2 separate regions of the Homo sapiens genome follow, and region 1 is linked to region 2. A link is a loop called in an ENCODE intact Hi-C map of the cell type or tissue named here. Cell type or tissue: IMR-90. All regions are shown on one strand. Each heading gives the region's core, and the rest is flanking DNA. Links, peaks and the distances in the headings are about the cores only.

Region 1 (7,406 bases), core at 795-5,794, 96 kb before region 2:
ACGGGACGCCTGACAATACCCGGGCCTGGCTGAGGGACCCGCTCGCCAAGAAACGCCATCCCCGCCGCCCCCGTCAGCCTGGTGCCCACGATGCCCAGAGTTCCAAAGCGCAACACATTTGATTTTTGTTTAGGACCCGACAAAAATCGGCGGCTGCCTCCCGACCTGCCGTCTAGTTTTGTTTTAAAACTCCCTAAGCGGGCCGGGCGCGGTGGCTCACGCCCGTAATCCCAGCACTTTGGGAGGCCGACGCGGCCGGATCACTTGAGCCCCCAAATTCGAGACCAGCCTGACCAAGATGGCGAAACCTCATCTCTTCCAAATATCCAAAAAAAAAAAACAAAAAAACAAAAATTAGCCCGGGGTAGTGGAGCGCACCTGTAATCCCAGCTACTCGGGAGGCTGAGGCAGGAGAATCACTTGAACCCAGGAGGTGGAGGTTGCAGGGAGCCGAGATCGCCCGCTGCACTCCAGCCTCACTAAGCTGGGGAGAAGGGCAGTGGAGGTGGTTGATGGGTTCAAAAATATAGTTAGACAGAGTTAATAAGATCTAGTATCTGATAGCACAACAGGGTGACTGCAGTCAGCAATTATCTTTTGCACATTTTTAAATAAAAGAGTAGAATTGGAATGTCTGTAAAGAAATGGCACATGCTTTGGGTAATAGATACCCTATTACCCCGATTATTATACACTGCATGCCTGTATCAAAATACCTCATGTACCCCATATATATATATATCTACTCTGTACACATAACAACTAAAAATTAAAAAAATAAAACTAAGATAAATATGGCAGATCAAATACATGCCCCCCCCCCGCCCCACCCACAGAGGCAGGTTGCCAGAACACCCTGAGAGAGGCAGTTTCTCCAACAGCCTTTCCTGACCAATGTTCCATGAGAGAAGCCCAAGAGAAAACAATTTGAGTGATTACTCTCTCAGTTTTCCCTGAGGATGATACAGAGCTAATTCCATTCTAGATACAGAGAAGTTAGTTCACGCCATACAATAGAATGGCATCAGGATTTACATCTCTTTAGAACCCTGGTTGAGAAAGGCTGGGTTAGACAGAGAAACTGAGGCAGAGGGATTGAAAAACATGCAGATACCAGCTACAGTGGAAGATAGGAGTAAGATACCAGTCTAAAAACACTAAGCGAAAGTCTGCTCCCTGAATAAGGAGGCTCACAGTCCCCATCCTCTGCTAAGCTCCCAGCCACTTGCTTATACCTCTAGCTGGATATAGGAGGATTCTTCAAATTGACCCTATGATGCCCACAGTCGTGAAACTCTATCTAGTGTCTCCCCATTAAATGTGAACCAAAGTCAAAATCACCTGACATATGAGGAAAGCCGCCTGTGTGAACGACAGGGACCAAAGCAAGCCACACCAACTAAAGAAAAGGAACTCTAAAGAGACAGACACAGTGCAAGAAAATAAACACATCCTACCCTCAGAGAAGTAGAAGATACTGCATCCAAGATGCAAGAATTGATTGCTATACAAAAGGGATAGTCAGAGAATAAGGGTGAGCCTTTGCTGATTAAAAAGGCACTTGCCAAAACCAGAGATTTCCATGAAAGGGTTGGTAGATAAAAATCAAGGAAATCTTTCAGAAGGTAGAACATGATGACGAAATGATGATCAATAGGAAGGAAATCATAAGAAAATTAAAGGGTCAACCTAGGAAGTCCTTCCAGAAAAAAAGAAATCAGAAAAACTGGTATGTAGGGGTAATGGGATGGTAAGGAGAGAATTATCAAATAAACACACAACTTCCCAGAACTGAAGAAAATGAAAGATGCCAGCACAATTACTGAATAAGAGGAATAAACCAAGCCACATTCAGAACACTGAAGATAAAAAGGAGATATTACAAACTTTCAAGGGAAAAAATATAAAAAGTGACTGCAAATCAGGAAGGCATCACCAGGCTTCTCAACAGTATTGGAAACTAGAAGAGAAGGGAACAATGTCATCAAACAATGCTAGAATGTAATTGTCAACCTTGAAATCTGTACCCAGCAAAAATACCCATCAATTACAAGAGTAGAATAAAGATATTTTTAGACAGGCAATATTTAAAAAATTATAAAATGCCATCTCTCACGCACCCTTTCTTAAAAAGGTATTGGGAAATGTGCACTACTGAAACAAGGGAGTAAACCATGAAAAAGCAACAGAGAGTAAAAGAAAGGGGAGAGAGGCTAAAGACTTTTCTAGGATAGTAGTGAAGGCAGGCTCAGATTGAAAGCCTTATTGCAAAAGTCTAGAAAATAACCAGTCCAGGTTAGATCAGAAAGAGCAAGAATTCCAGGAGGGAGGTCAATTTTTAAAAAAAATGGAACTGACAAATGATCTGATACTTTTTATGATGTAGAAAATTGTATTAAGAGGCTGTTGAAGGGTAGGAAGACTCCAAAATAGATACATAGGATATAAGCAACACTACTACCAATTAAGAGAAAAGTAAAAAGGAAAGCAACACAACCTTAGAGAGCTATTGAGCTCAGCATAGCATAGATGTTGCATATTGACTGTAGGATAACTCTGTTGGGAATTGGGAGGAAGGGGGGGTCAATATACAATGTCTAAAGCTGATAAATCAATTTAGAAATACGGAGGTAAGTACCAAAGAAAAGAAACAGCTGGAAGATTTACATGTGGCTGCCTCTGGGGCGTGGGAAGAAGGATGGGGAAGGGAACAGGGGAGCTGGTTTTCATTATGAGCTTCTTAGTGTTATTTTACTTATTTTTATAAAATATAATTGTAGAAGACACTGACGGCCTGTTTCTGCCCTTTCCCCTCTAATCCAAGCACACTTGAGTTGACTCCTCATCTTTCTTTTCTTTCCTCCTCTCTGGACACCGTCTCCCTGGCTCAGAAGCTGGCCTGCCTCCCAGGGCACACGCCTCTGCCTGAGCCCCAGCCCCACCCTCCCTCCTCTTCTTGGATCAGCTCCATCTGACATCACTCCTCTCTCTTCTCAACCTCTCTTTCCTTCCTCCCCACTAGTTTCTTCCTTTTAGCCCAAGCGTATGTCTCTCTATCTAAAACTCAGGGGAAAACAGAATTTTCCTCTGTCCTTCAACCCTCGATAAGTTAGTCAGCAAAGCATCTTAAAATGGCAAAGCACAGGCCACCCAAACTGGCCCTTATTTTCTCCCCTGTCCTCACCAACCCGTCAAATCACCCTTTTCCTCTGAAATCCGCCCTTGTTCTCCCTCATCCAGGCACAGAGTCCTGTTTCACTCTTCCTTCTCCTTTGGTCTCCCCCTCCTGCTCCTTCACACACAAATTTGTTGCTAAGCCCAGCTGATTCTAATTTGGAAATATTGCTTGGATCCTTCATTCACACCTTTTCCAGAATGCTCTTAGAAAGCATTCTAATCATATTATTTTTTGCTCAAAAATCTTCCATTGTTCTCCACTTCTCGTAAAAATCAAACTGACTCTCTCCGGCCTGACGTTCTGAGTCCCCCGCCTCCTTTGGCTGCCATCAGTATGCTCACTGGTACCCAGCTCTCATGTGACTTCCCTGGCTTCGTGCCTTTACCATGTGCACCCCTGAAATGGCCTCTTCCAGCACCCTCACTGAGACAAACGGCACCCACTCCTGAAGTCGCAGTTCAAAACCACCTCTTCCATGAAGCCTTCTTGGATTGGCCCAGCAGGCTTGAACAGTCCTGCCTCTGCACCAGGAAACAACATGAACCTCTGGGGGCTCTTTCTGTGGTTCAGACCTTTCCTCTCTGGCTGACTGATGAGTACTTGAGCATCTTAATTCTCTGCCATCCCCAGGGCCTAGCACAAGGCCTGGTAACTGACATTGAACAATTTAAGTATTGGGTGAATAAAAGAAGGCTCAACCTATCTATGACAGGCGCTATGGGCCATGCACCCTAATTCCTGCCAGCCATTAAGTTGGGAACCCTAATTTTGCCAAAAATAATTGCCATTCTGGGGTCCTAACAAGGCAGTTCTGATACCTATAGGACAGTGATCATTCTGTCTTTTACTATAATCCATTTTAATATATCCATTACACCCTCAACACCCAGACTTGTTACACTAGTGGAAGGCAGAGGAAAAAGAATGAACTAAGATATTCCTTGAGCCAGATATCCTCAGTGGATCTCCTTGGGGAGTCCGTGCATGAGTGCCGTGGATGGCTGAAGGCTCCAAAGCAGCCCGCCACATCATAGCAGAGACAGTCATGAAAAAGCGACGTCTCACTGGGATGGGTGCCCCCAGCCCTGGCCTCTCCTAGCTCTGGCTTAGTCCACAGCATCACGTGGGGTGCCGAACGCACACATTTATGACCAAGTCCTAACAAAGGCTGGATAGCACTCTGCTCATTCTGGAAAGAGACCTCTCCAGCAGCCGACTGCTTTCTGAACTGAACATGTGTTTCTAATTCAAGAACAGACCATTTGAAATGAATTCTTCATAAGAGCCAAGGTTGCTCCTCATGTGTTTTAACTCCTGAGGAATGATAGGGACAGACCAGCCACACTGCACCAGGCCTGCCTGACACTCCGCACGGGTCGGGTAGGGTCACAGCCTCACCATGGGTGAACCTGACGTGTAGGGATTAAAGGCCATTCCCTCTCCTCGAAAGCTCCTATTAAAAGTCAATTTCAAAACCAAACATCAATTTCAACTTTTATTAAAACAAAGACTTTCCTAAGAAAATCCCCAATAATTCATGGGGCTGATGTGCTAAAAACGAGTGTCTTCCCCCTGAACTAACACCCTCGCTCATTACAGGAGTCAGGGGTTGCCTGCTGTCTCCAGGAAGCCCTGCTTTCTGCAAGAGCCCTGAGCAGCTGGGCTGCAGGAGGAGACCTGGGGAAAGGGTTGGCCCTGTTCTTGGCAACTAAGGGGTGTCTTGTCACAGAGAAGAGGCTGTTGGAGAAAGCCTGGCCTTAGCTGTTAGAGCCTGTGGTTGAGACTCGGCTGTGGGAAAGCCACTGAAACCTTGTCCATGCAACGGGCTCAACCTGCAGTGCCCTCCTGTCATCCAGGCAGAAATTGATGCCAATCAGACCAAGCAATGGATGTGGGTGTGCCCTTTTAATGCCCCGCTATTTGTAAAACACTGTGCAAATGTTAAGTGTAATTCATCAGAAGTCCAGTGAAGGTGAAATCTGATCTCCCTGCCATCCAGAAGGTATACCTGCTGACCAAATGCTGAAACTGGAGAAGTATTTTAAAGATGCTGATCAAGACTTCAGACTTTTTTTTAAAAAAAGCATCAAAGTGCTGACATACAGAATGCTAGGCGGATGGATGGAAGATGCTTTCACAGTTGACTGCTCTGCTGAGTGGCAAAGCTCTAGTTCCTGGGAAATAACCCCATACCATCACGGACTGAAGCATGAGAAATGCTGGACTCATCAGAAAATTCAGAGAAACTGTCGCTTGTGGTGCTAAATGGGCCCGGGGTGAGCTTAGATAAAGGGGCTTTTTCGAAGAAACAGTTGGTCTCCCCTGCGGGACAGGAGGGCAGGCCACCAAGGTGGCTCACAAGTAGGCATGTAAAAGTATCCCTGGGGCTGAGAAGGCAAACATGCATTCCCTGGAATAGTTCTACTCCAAGTCGATGTCCATCTCAACACTGCTTTTGAGCTGGGCACTGTGGCTCATGCCTGCAATCCCAGTACATTAGGAGGCTGCAGTGGGAGGATTGCTTGAGGCCAAGAGTTCAAGACCAGCCTTTCAACATAGCCAGACTCTGTCTCGACAAAAAATTTTAAAAAGTAGCTGGGCATGGTAATGTGTGCTTGTAGTTCTGGCTATTCAGGAGGCTGACGCAGGAGGATAGCATGAGCCCAGGAGTTCAAGGCTGTAGTGAGATATAATCACACCACTGTACTCCAGCCTGGGCAACAGAGCAAGACCCTGTCTCAAAAATAAATGAGTAAATAAATAAATGAATGAATGAATGCTGTTTTTGAATTTGGTTTGAATGAAAAAAAAAACCCTCAAGCTTATAAGAGGGAGCACTGTGTTGGTTGTTAAGGCAGAAGGGACCATATTGACACCAAAATAATAAGAATCCAGACATAAGAATGGTGAAACTCGTGGGATAGGGCTAAATATAGAAAATGCGTCTAAATTTCTGCAAAGTACAAACTCGTGGATGTTGAAATATAAATACAGCTTTAGTCATGTGTGCTAAAATCTGTGGCAATACATTTGAGCTGGAAAGTAATTTGCTATCACAGAACCCCGACAGAGAAGGCACTCACTCAGCTGAGCATCAGCAGCTCTTGGAATTTTTAAATTTTTTTTAGAAATTCACAAGCTGGGCCGCGCGCGGTGGCTCACGCCTGTAATCCCAGCACTTTGGGAGGCTGAGGTGGATGGATCACCTGAGGTCAGGAGTTTGAAACCAGCCTGGCCAACATGGTGAAACCCTGTCTCTACTAAAAATACAAAATTAGTGGGTCGTGGTGGTGGGCGCCTGTAATCCCAGCTATTCGGGTGGCTGAGGCAGGAGAATTGCTTGAACCCAGGAGGCAGAGGTTGCAGTGAGCCGAGATTGTGCCACTGCACTCCAGCCTGGGTGACAGAGCAAGACTCCGCTGAAAAAAAATAAAATAGCAAGAAAGAAATTCACAAGCTGTTTCTAAAATTTATATGGAAGCGCATAGGAGGATCTATACTGCTTGATTTTAAGACTCACTATAAAGCTAAATGAGTAAGCCACCAGGAGAGACCTCAAAAACTGGAACAGAATCGAGTCCGTAAGTGGGCTCACACAAAGCTGACTTCTATTGGTGGCGCAGTGTCAGTCAGTGGTTCATTCTGTGTCCTCCCTCCCCCCCACCTCCTCTTTCTTTTTGGGCACAGCTTACCTGGGGTGGGTAGATCCCTCTGCCTCTGGGGTAGCCTTCAATTTCCAGGACTAGAGCTAGCGGTTTTTTTTAGTTATAAATTTAATTACAAATTCCTGGCCCTCACCTCATCCCTGCTGCTGAGCAGCGATCTCCTGAGTGAGCCGAGGAGTTTTTTGTTTTTGTTTTTTTTAAAGATCCCAGAGGCATTTATGCATGCAGCTCTGGGAAAGCTCCATTCTCCGAACACTGCAGCTCTAAGTTCAAGGCTAAGATGCAGTAGAGCAGCTGCGGTTTACACGAACCAAAGGGCATCGTAGAAACCTGGTGCCTACAGGATAAAGGGGGCGAGTTGTCAGGAGTTCCCTATGGCCTGAATATAAGCAATTTATTGAGCCTTTATATGTTTATAAAACTCTAAGTCCATCATGCTACCTTGGGCCTAAACTCTCCCCAAACTCAGCTGATTTTGAGTTGGGGCAAAGGGGTCAGAATGTTGGCATCAGGCAGTGCCCTGGCCAGGCTTTCTGGTTAAATAGTTATTTGACAAGGCTGTG
Region 2 (8,313 bases), core at 1,770-6,769:
ATTAAACCTCTTTCTTTTGTAAATTGCCCAGTCTCAGGTATGTCTTTATCAGCAGTGTGAAAACAGACTAATATGGTAAATTGATACTGGAAGTGGGGCATTGCTGAAAAGATACCCGAAGATGTGGAAGTGACTTTGGAACTGGGTTCCAAACAGGCAGAGGTTGGAACAGTTTGGAGGGCTCAGAAGAAGACACAGGAAAATGTGGAAAAGTTTGGAACTTCCTAGAAACTTGTTGAATGGCTTTGCCCAAAATGCTGATAGCAGTATGGACAATTAGGTCCAGGCTGAGATGGTCTCAGATGGAGATGAACTTATTGGGAACTGGAGCAAAGATGACTCTTGTTATGTTTTAGCAAAGAGACTGGCAGCATTTTGCCCCTGCCCTAGAGATTTGTGGAATTTTGAACTTGAGAGAGATGATGTAGGGTATCTGGCAGAAGAAATTTCTAAGCAGCAAAGCATTCAAGAGGTGACTTTGATGCTGTTAAAAGCATTCAGTTTTAAAAGGTAAACAGCATAAAAGTTTGAAAAACTTGCAGCCTGACAATGCGATAGAAAAGAAAATTCCATTTTCTGAGGAGAAATTCAAGCTGGCTCTAGAAATTTGCATAAGTAATGAGGATCCCAATGTTAATCTCCAAGACAATGGGGAAAATGTCTCCAGGGCATGTCAGAAGTCTTCATGGCAGCCCATCCCATAACAGGCCCGGAGGCCTAGGAGGAAAAAGTGGTTTCATGGGCCGGGCCAAGGGTCCCCAAGCTGTGTGCAGCCTAGGGACTTGGTGCCCTGTGTCCCAGTCACTCCAGCCATGGCTGAATGGAAACAACATAGAGCTCGGGCTGTGGCTTCAGATGGTACAAGCCCCAAGCCTTGGCAATTTCTACATGGTGTTGCACTTGTGCATGCACAGAAGTCAAGAATGGAGGTTTGGGAACCTCTGCCTAGATTTCAGATGTACGGAAACGCCTGGATACCCAGGCAAAAGTTTGCTGCAGGGGCAGGGCTCTCATGCAGAACCTCTGCTAGGGCAGTGCAGAATGGAAATGTGGGGTTGGAGCCCCTGCACAGAGTCCCTACTGGGGCCCTGCCTAGTGGACCTGTGAGAAGAGGGCTAGCATCCTTCAGACCCCAGAATGGTAGATCCACTGACAGCTTGTACCATGCTCCTGGAAAAGCTACAGATAGTCAATGTCAGCCTGTGAAAGCAGCTGGGAGGGAGGCTGTACCCTGCAAAGCCACAAGGGCAGAGCTACCCAAGACCATGGGAACCCACCTTTTGTATCAGTGTGACCTGCATGTGAGACATGGAGTCAAAGAAGATCATTTTGGAGCTTTAAGATTTGACTGCCTTGCTGGATTTCAGACTTGCATGCACCCTATAAGCCCCTACCCCCACCCCCACTTTTTTTTTTTTTTTTGAGATGGAGTCTCACTCTGTTGACCAGGCTGGAGTGCAGTGGCATGATCTTGGCTCACTACAACCTCTGCCTCCTGGGTTCAAGTGATTCTCCTGCCTCAGCCTCCCAAATAGCTGGGACTACAGGTGCACGCCACCATGCCCGGCTAATTTTTGTATTTTTTAGTAGAGATGGGGTTTCACCATATTGGCCAGGCTGGTCTTGAACTCCTGACCTCATGATCTGCCCATCTCAGCCTCCCAAAGTGCTGGGATTACATGCGTGAGCCACCATGCCCAGCCAGCCCTTTTGTTTTAGCTTTTTTTTCCCATTTGGAATGGTTGTATTTACCCAATGTCTGTATCCCCATTGTATTTAGGAAATAACTAGCTTGCTTTTGATTTTACAGGCTCATAGGTGGAAGGGACTTGACTTGTCTCAGATGAGACTTTGGACTGTGGACTTTGAGTTAATGCTTAAATGAATTACGACTTTGGGGGACTGTTGGGAAGGCATAATTGGTTTTGAAATGTGAGGACATGAGACTTGGCAGGAGCCAGGGGTGGAATGATATGGTTTGACTTTGTGACCCCACCCATATCTCATCTTGAATTGTACTCCCATAATTCCCACATGTTGTGGGAGGGACCTGGTGGGAGATAATTGAATCATGGGCATAGTTTCCCCCATACTGTTCTCGTGGTAGTGAATAAGTCTCATGAGATCTGATGGTTTTATCAGGGGTTTTCACTCTTGTGTCTTCCTCATTCTCTCTTTGCCTGCTGCCATCGGTGTAAGATGGGACTTGCTCCTCCTTGTCTTCTGCCATGATTGTGAGGCATCCCCAGCCATGTGGAACTGTAAGTCCAATTAAACCTTTCTTCTGTAAATTGCCCAGTCTTGGGTATGTCTTTATCAGCAGTGTGAAAATGGACTACTACACTAGCTTCATTCCAATAATATATAGAAATGTTTCTTTTATATAGCTTTCTTTACTTTTGCCTCTTTTTGTGGTATGTTATATACACACAAATTAATGCTACAAACCCAGCAATACATTTTACTTAACCATGTCTTCATATACATAGCCTATTATAGCTTTGCTCCCACCCACTTGAGTGATGTTATTGGCAAAAATATTATGCACAGATTACATTTTATATATTATAGGCCCAACAATATATTTTATACATATTATTTTATACAACTGCATTTCAAATCAACTAAGAAAAAAAGAACAAATATGCATTAATAGTGTCAATTACATAACTACCTTTTCTGGTGCCCTTTGTGTGGATTTAAATGACCATTTCAGGTCATTTTGTTTTTTTTTTTGTTTGTTTCTGTTTTTTTTGTTTTTGTTTTTTTCCTGAGACAGAGTCTTGCCCTGTCACCCAGGCTAGAGTGCAATGGTGCGATCTCGGCTCACTGCAACCTCTGCCTCCTGGGTTCAAGCAATTCTCCTGCCTCAGCCTCCCAAGTAGGTGGGATTACAGGTGCCCGCCACCACGCCCAGCTAATTTTTTGTATCTTTAGTACAGACAGAGTTTCACCATGTTGGTTAGGCTGGTCTTGAACTCCTGACCTCGTGATCCACCTGCCTCGACCTCCCAAAGTGCTGGGATTACAGGCGTGAGCCACCGTGCCCAGCCTGGTCATTTCATTTTCAACCTGAAGAATTTCCTTTAGTGTTTCTTCTGACGTGGGCCTGCTTGCAACTTTGGAGTTGCAATGAATTGTTTATCTTGCAATGAATTGTGTTTATCTAGGAAAGTATTTTTCCTTCATTTCGACAATAGCTTTGCTGGGGATGGAATTATTGATAGTTGTTTTTCCTTAGAGCACTTTGAAATGATAACCCACTGCCATATGGTCTCTATTGTTTTTGCTGAGAAGCTGTTAATCTTATTGGGGCTGTCTTTGTAAGAGATGTGTATTATACTTTTATTCCTGCTGCTTTCAAGATTTTTTCCTTGTCTTTGACTTTCAGAATTTGATGTGTCTATCTGTTGGTCTCTTTGTGGTCATCCTGCTTGAAATTTGTTCAGCTTCCTGGATGTATAGATTATTGTATTCTAATAGTTTTCAGCCATTATGTATTTGAATATTTTTCCTACCTTCTGTGTCATTAAGTGCACATTGCTGCACTTAATGGTGTTCCACATTTCTCTGAGGCTCTATTTTCTTCATTGCCTTTTCTCTCTGTTTTTACATAATCTCTACAATCTGTCTTCAAATTCACCTATTCTCTCTTCTGCCAGTTCAAACCTACTGTTAAGCCCCCTGGTGAATTTTAAAATTTCAGTTATTGCACTTTCTAACTCCAGAATTGCCACATGGTTCTTTAAACATTTCTCTCTCTCTCTATATATATATATCTCAATTATATATACACACACACATAATTTCAACTTTTATTTTAGATATACGGGGTACACATGTGTGGGTTTGTTACATGGGTATATTGCACCCAGGTAGCGAGCACAGTACCCAATAGGTAGTTTTTCAACCCACTCCCACCTCCTCACCCCAGCAGTCCACAGTGTCTATTGTTCCCATGTTTATGTCCATGTGTGCTCAATGTTGAACACCCCCTTATAAGTGAGAACATGCGGTATTTGGTTTTCTGTTCCTGTTAGTTTGCTTAGGAGATATTCTTTATTTGATGAGACACTGTCATAATGTTTACTTCTTTAATCTTTTGTTTAGTTCTGTGAATATATTTATTTATAATGGGTACTTTAATTTTTGGTTAAATCTGACATCTGATCACTCTCACAGGCAGTTTTTGCTGCCTGCTTTATTTCCAGTGTATGAGTCACACTGTTTCTTTGCATGCCTCATACATTTTTGTTGGAAACTGGACATTTTAAATAACATACTGTAGTTACTCTACTAGTTCACCTCCCTCTGGTTTGGTTATTATTATTTGCTTAAGCTTAGTGCCTGGATGGATTATTTTAGTGAAGTCTATCCTTCCCTAATCCCAACAGCGTTGTTTCTCAAGTTCTTCCTCAGGGAGGCACAGCTTTTGGTATGCCCCAGAAATCCTGCGTACTCTCGCGCACTTTTTCCTCTTGACCATATACCCTGTTGTTCAACTCCACTAATTGCTGGCTTACTGTTCTATTGTTTACACTAGTGTAGTCTTTGCAGTCTCACCCTTAAAAGCAGCCTGCCCTGAATCCTTTCTCTCAGGGTGTACTGTCTATCCTGCACTTAACTTTCAAAATATTCTTTCTCCTTTACAATAAATTACTCTATGTTGCACTTCTTTTGCTGTGTGTCTCGAGCTCTCTAGTTTAAACTTCTCATGCTCTTTTTTTAAAAGTCAGTTCCTTTGGAAAGAGATTAAGAGCTACCTGTTTTGTTTTCATCCTACCTCATTTGCAGGCAAAAATCTCTGAGCCAGGGATCTGGAGCTAGAGGTGGGGACAATGGCAAGCTTGAGTTGGCATTCTAGCTCTAGAAGCTGAGTGCAATGGAAGGGGGCAGTAGCCTGAGATCCTCTTGGCTTGCTTTTCCTGGGGTAGAATCCTACTTCACGAGCCAGAGAGTTATCAAGGCCCCAGCAATCTCAGCACATGTGTTCAAGGTTTTGTGGCCTGGTGGGGAGAAGACGGCTCTCACCTGGCCACACTGACCCAGGACTTAGTGCTAGCAAAAGGCAGTTGAAGGCAGGACAAGAATCACTACAGTCTCGCTCCTTTCGGGAAAAAAATTTCTGGCTGGGAGATGGTGGGATAAGGAACCCAGCGTTTTTGGCTGCGTTAGTCTGCTTGCTGAGCTTGGAGGTGGAAGTGAGTAGTCAGTCTTGGTTCAAACTACCACAGATTCTCATCTTCCTTACTGAATTTTTGTAAATGTTCTTGAATAGATGTTTCTTCATTGCCATTTGTCCTCAGGACCATTTCCAGAAGTTTTAAATGGTTGTTTTTAATATTTTTCACCAGTTTCACAGTATGAAAATTAAACATTCAATTTTTTTACTAAAATGTATTATTTGAAAATTCTATACTAAAAATACAATGGAATTAACCCCATCAATTTCATAATGACTATAAAGTAATCAAGTCACAGAGCCAAAGTATAGACAGTTTAGAAGACTGAACTTTCCTTAGCACTAATATTTAACAATAGGAGCCAATTTCACTTAAAATAATCTGAATGTTATATATGCAACAAATTTTAGTCTCTGTAAAGAATCTTATACCAAAAACCCTATAAAAATGTTAAGTAAATTGAGCCTATTTTTACCATAGGCCTGGCCAAATGTACACATGAAAACTGATGAACGTAATGTGCAAAAAGGCTTGGAGAGAGTTTTATTTCAGTTACTTCAAAATACAAGTAGGCTATTATTTTCCTTTGGAAGAAGAAACCAGAAAAAAAACTTCCTGATTGTAACATTGTGACAAATTTCAGATTATATAACACATAACACAGGATAAATGGCTGTAGCATTAATTTTTTTCTCCAGTTACATTCCTTTATACTAAAAGACTAGTATTAAATCTTAGAAGAAAATTTCAATTGTTCTTACGTGTTACATATTAAACACAAAAGCAATTTATTATTATTTGGTACAACATGAACCTCAGTATTTGCTCAAATGTAGAAAAGGATTCCTTAATATGCTGAGAAATATCCTTAGATAAATCCAACTGTGAAAATATAGAAAAACTCCTTACTGTAATTACTGGGAACCACAAAGTTAATTTTTACAGGGTAGAAAAACTCCACAAAAATGGAGATTCATACTTAAAAACCTTCTTTTACTGATAGAACATTCTTTCTGGTATTATAAAATGAACAAAAGTGTACAGATATGGGCTTGGGGCTAGATAATATCCATAGAACTCGCCATTTTAAGCAATAAAAATTGGCATGTGGGTGCATGCCTGTAATCCCTGCTACTTAGGAGGCCAAGGCAGGAAGACTGCTTGAACCCAGGAGTTCAAGACTAGCCTGGGCAATGTAGTGAGGCCACTGTCGCTCAAGGGAAAAAAAGACATGTTTTTAAACACACTTCTAATAAAAAGAATTTTTAAAACCAACTTTTTTGCTTCTAGATAGTCTCAATGCCTTGGATTTAAAACATGACTCCTTCTTGATACAATGAATTATAAAAGCAAACTAGTTCCACATATTAATTATACGTTCAAGTCTAGTTCCTAAAAAGTCATTTCTCTTTAACCTTTCTTACCTATCAATCAATCATTTTCATATAATCTAATGTCTAAGGACTCCAAATATTGGTACGGGGTGAGTATCCCTAATCTAAAAGTCAGAAACAAGAAATGTTCCAAAATTCAAAACATTTGAGCGCAGATATGACACATAAGGGAAATGCTCATTGAAGCATTTCCAATTTCTAATGAAAGATTTTTGGATTAGGGATGCTAAATTGGTAAATATAATGCAAATATTCCAAAATAATAATTTAAAAACCCCACAAAAAACCAAAATCCAAAACACTTCAGGTCCCAACCATTTTGAATAAGGGATACTCAACCTGTAGTACCATGGGAGCCAATCTTCCCCACAGCTAATTCTGTAATTACCATTTTGTTTCTTCTGTAACAACAAACAGTTTAAATAATTTCCAATTATAAAGATAGATAGGTTAACATCATCATCGTTTTTTAACAAGATAACTTTTATGAAGCTTCCAATTTTAAAAAAGAAAAACACTTATCTATTCAGTAGGGAAGAAACAATCTTATTTATTAATGGCCTGCATATTTAGAAAGGGTTTAAAAACACATACATTTCCTGGGACACAAACTTACTTACCAAATGTATGTCCTTACAAAATAACTTCACAGATCAATAGTCTTGAACTTACACAAAGACATATATATGACATACATTAGGTTAATATACATTTCAAATGTTTTTGCAGCAACTTTCTACCAGAAAGTACACTAATGTGAGAATGTATGTTCTCTTTAACCCCTTAAAAATAGTAATAAAAAATTACAAAATAATGTAAATGTAAAATTAAGGCTGAGACTACATATTCTAGTATTAATAAAGTCAAACAAACAATAGTTATAAAACTTGGTGCTGCTGAATATTTTATATATATATATTTATATATATATATATATATACACACACACACACACACAGGATAAGTCTTTTGAAATTTGAAATGCTACCACTGTCACAAGTTCACTCATTGATTTAATGTTGTTCTGGGTATCTTAACATTTCAATTCCCAAATACCTGTGCTTTTAAAATTTTTATCCTGAATTCTGCATTGAGTTTCCTCACATATTTACAATTAAACATCTAGCCTCTAGAACCTCCCTTACACAAAAGACAAAACATCTTTGTTAAATAAATTCACGCAAAAGTAATAAAAAGGTTTTCAAGAAATAGTTCTGACATGTTCATTATATTTATACTGAAAAATAGTACATGTACTTTTCTTCAGGATTAATAAATGCCATGTGCCAGTTTTACAGTCACTGCCACATTAGCACATTTTCCTCTTACACATTTGCAAGGTAGTGACAACCAAAGGGCATAATGTCTGGAATAATTCCAGTAAATCCATAATGTCCAGTAAGATTCATAAAATTGAATGGTTGTTTCCAGTCCCATCTGAATCGAAATGGAAATTCATGCCCAGGTACTTGTATTGTCCCCAGAAATACTCAGTCTGGTAAGTCACCCTCTTGGTCTTCTGAAACAGAGATGCAGAAAGCAGGGCATTCTTACTGAGACCAATGGCCTCTTCTCTCTGTCACCTCTCATACATCTGTTTTGGTTATAATCCTGGTCAAAGGGGAAAGAAAAAAAAGTTTTATGTACCAAAGGTTTCCTTTCCCTGAATTCCCTCATCACACCTGAATGCTTAAATATCCAATGAAACCATATTCTTTTAAATATAATTCTTGGTA

Evidence for each region. A loop is a pair of places that touch in the nucleus more often than their neighbours do. Peaks named below come from ENCODE experiments on the same cell type or tissue, not always from the same donor. Only the 100,000 strongest peaks of a DNase experiment are listed, where the experiment ranks them.
Region 1: it touches region 2 in a loop (2.3-fold over the local background); 17 of 110 quality-filtered maps call a loop at or near these places.

The regions. Positions count from the first base shown.
Region 1 is chr18:2,898,718-2,906,123 of GRCh38, reverse strand. The region is part of intron 4 of EMILIN2 (elastin microfibril interfacer 2); the gene reads right to left. Among named protein-coding and RNA genes, the nearest start is that of EMILIN2, 55 kb to the right of the region's middle. In IMR-90, for the core only: no CTCF peak of the experiment used is centred there; a DNase peak (open chromatin) is centred at 2,943; H3K27me3 peaks cover 952 bases.
Region 2 is chr18:2,802,403-2,810,715 of GRCh38, reverse strand. It overlaps SMCHD1 (structural maintenance of chromosomes flexible hinge domain containing 1), which reads right to left. Exons shown (of 48, transcript NM_015295.3): 48 at 5,699-8,188. The coding sequence ends at 8,164. Among named protein-coding and RNA genes, the nearest start is that of EMILIN2, 40 kb to the left of the region's middle. In IMR-90, for the core only: no CTCF peak of the experiment used is centred there; a DNase peak (open chromatin) is centred at 4,255; H3K27ac peaks cover 821 bases.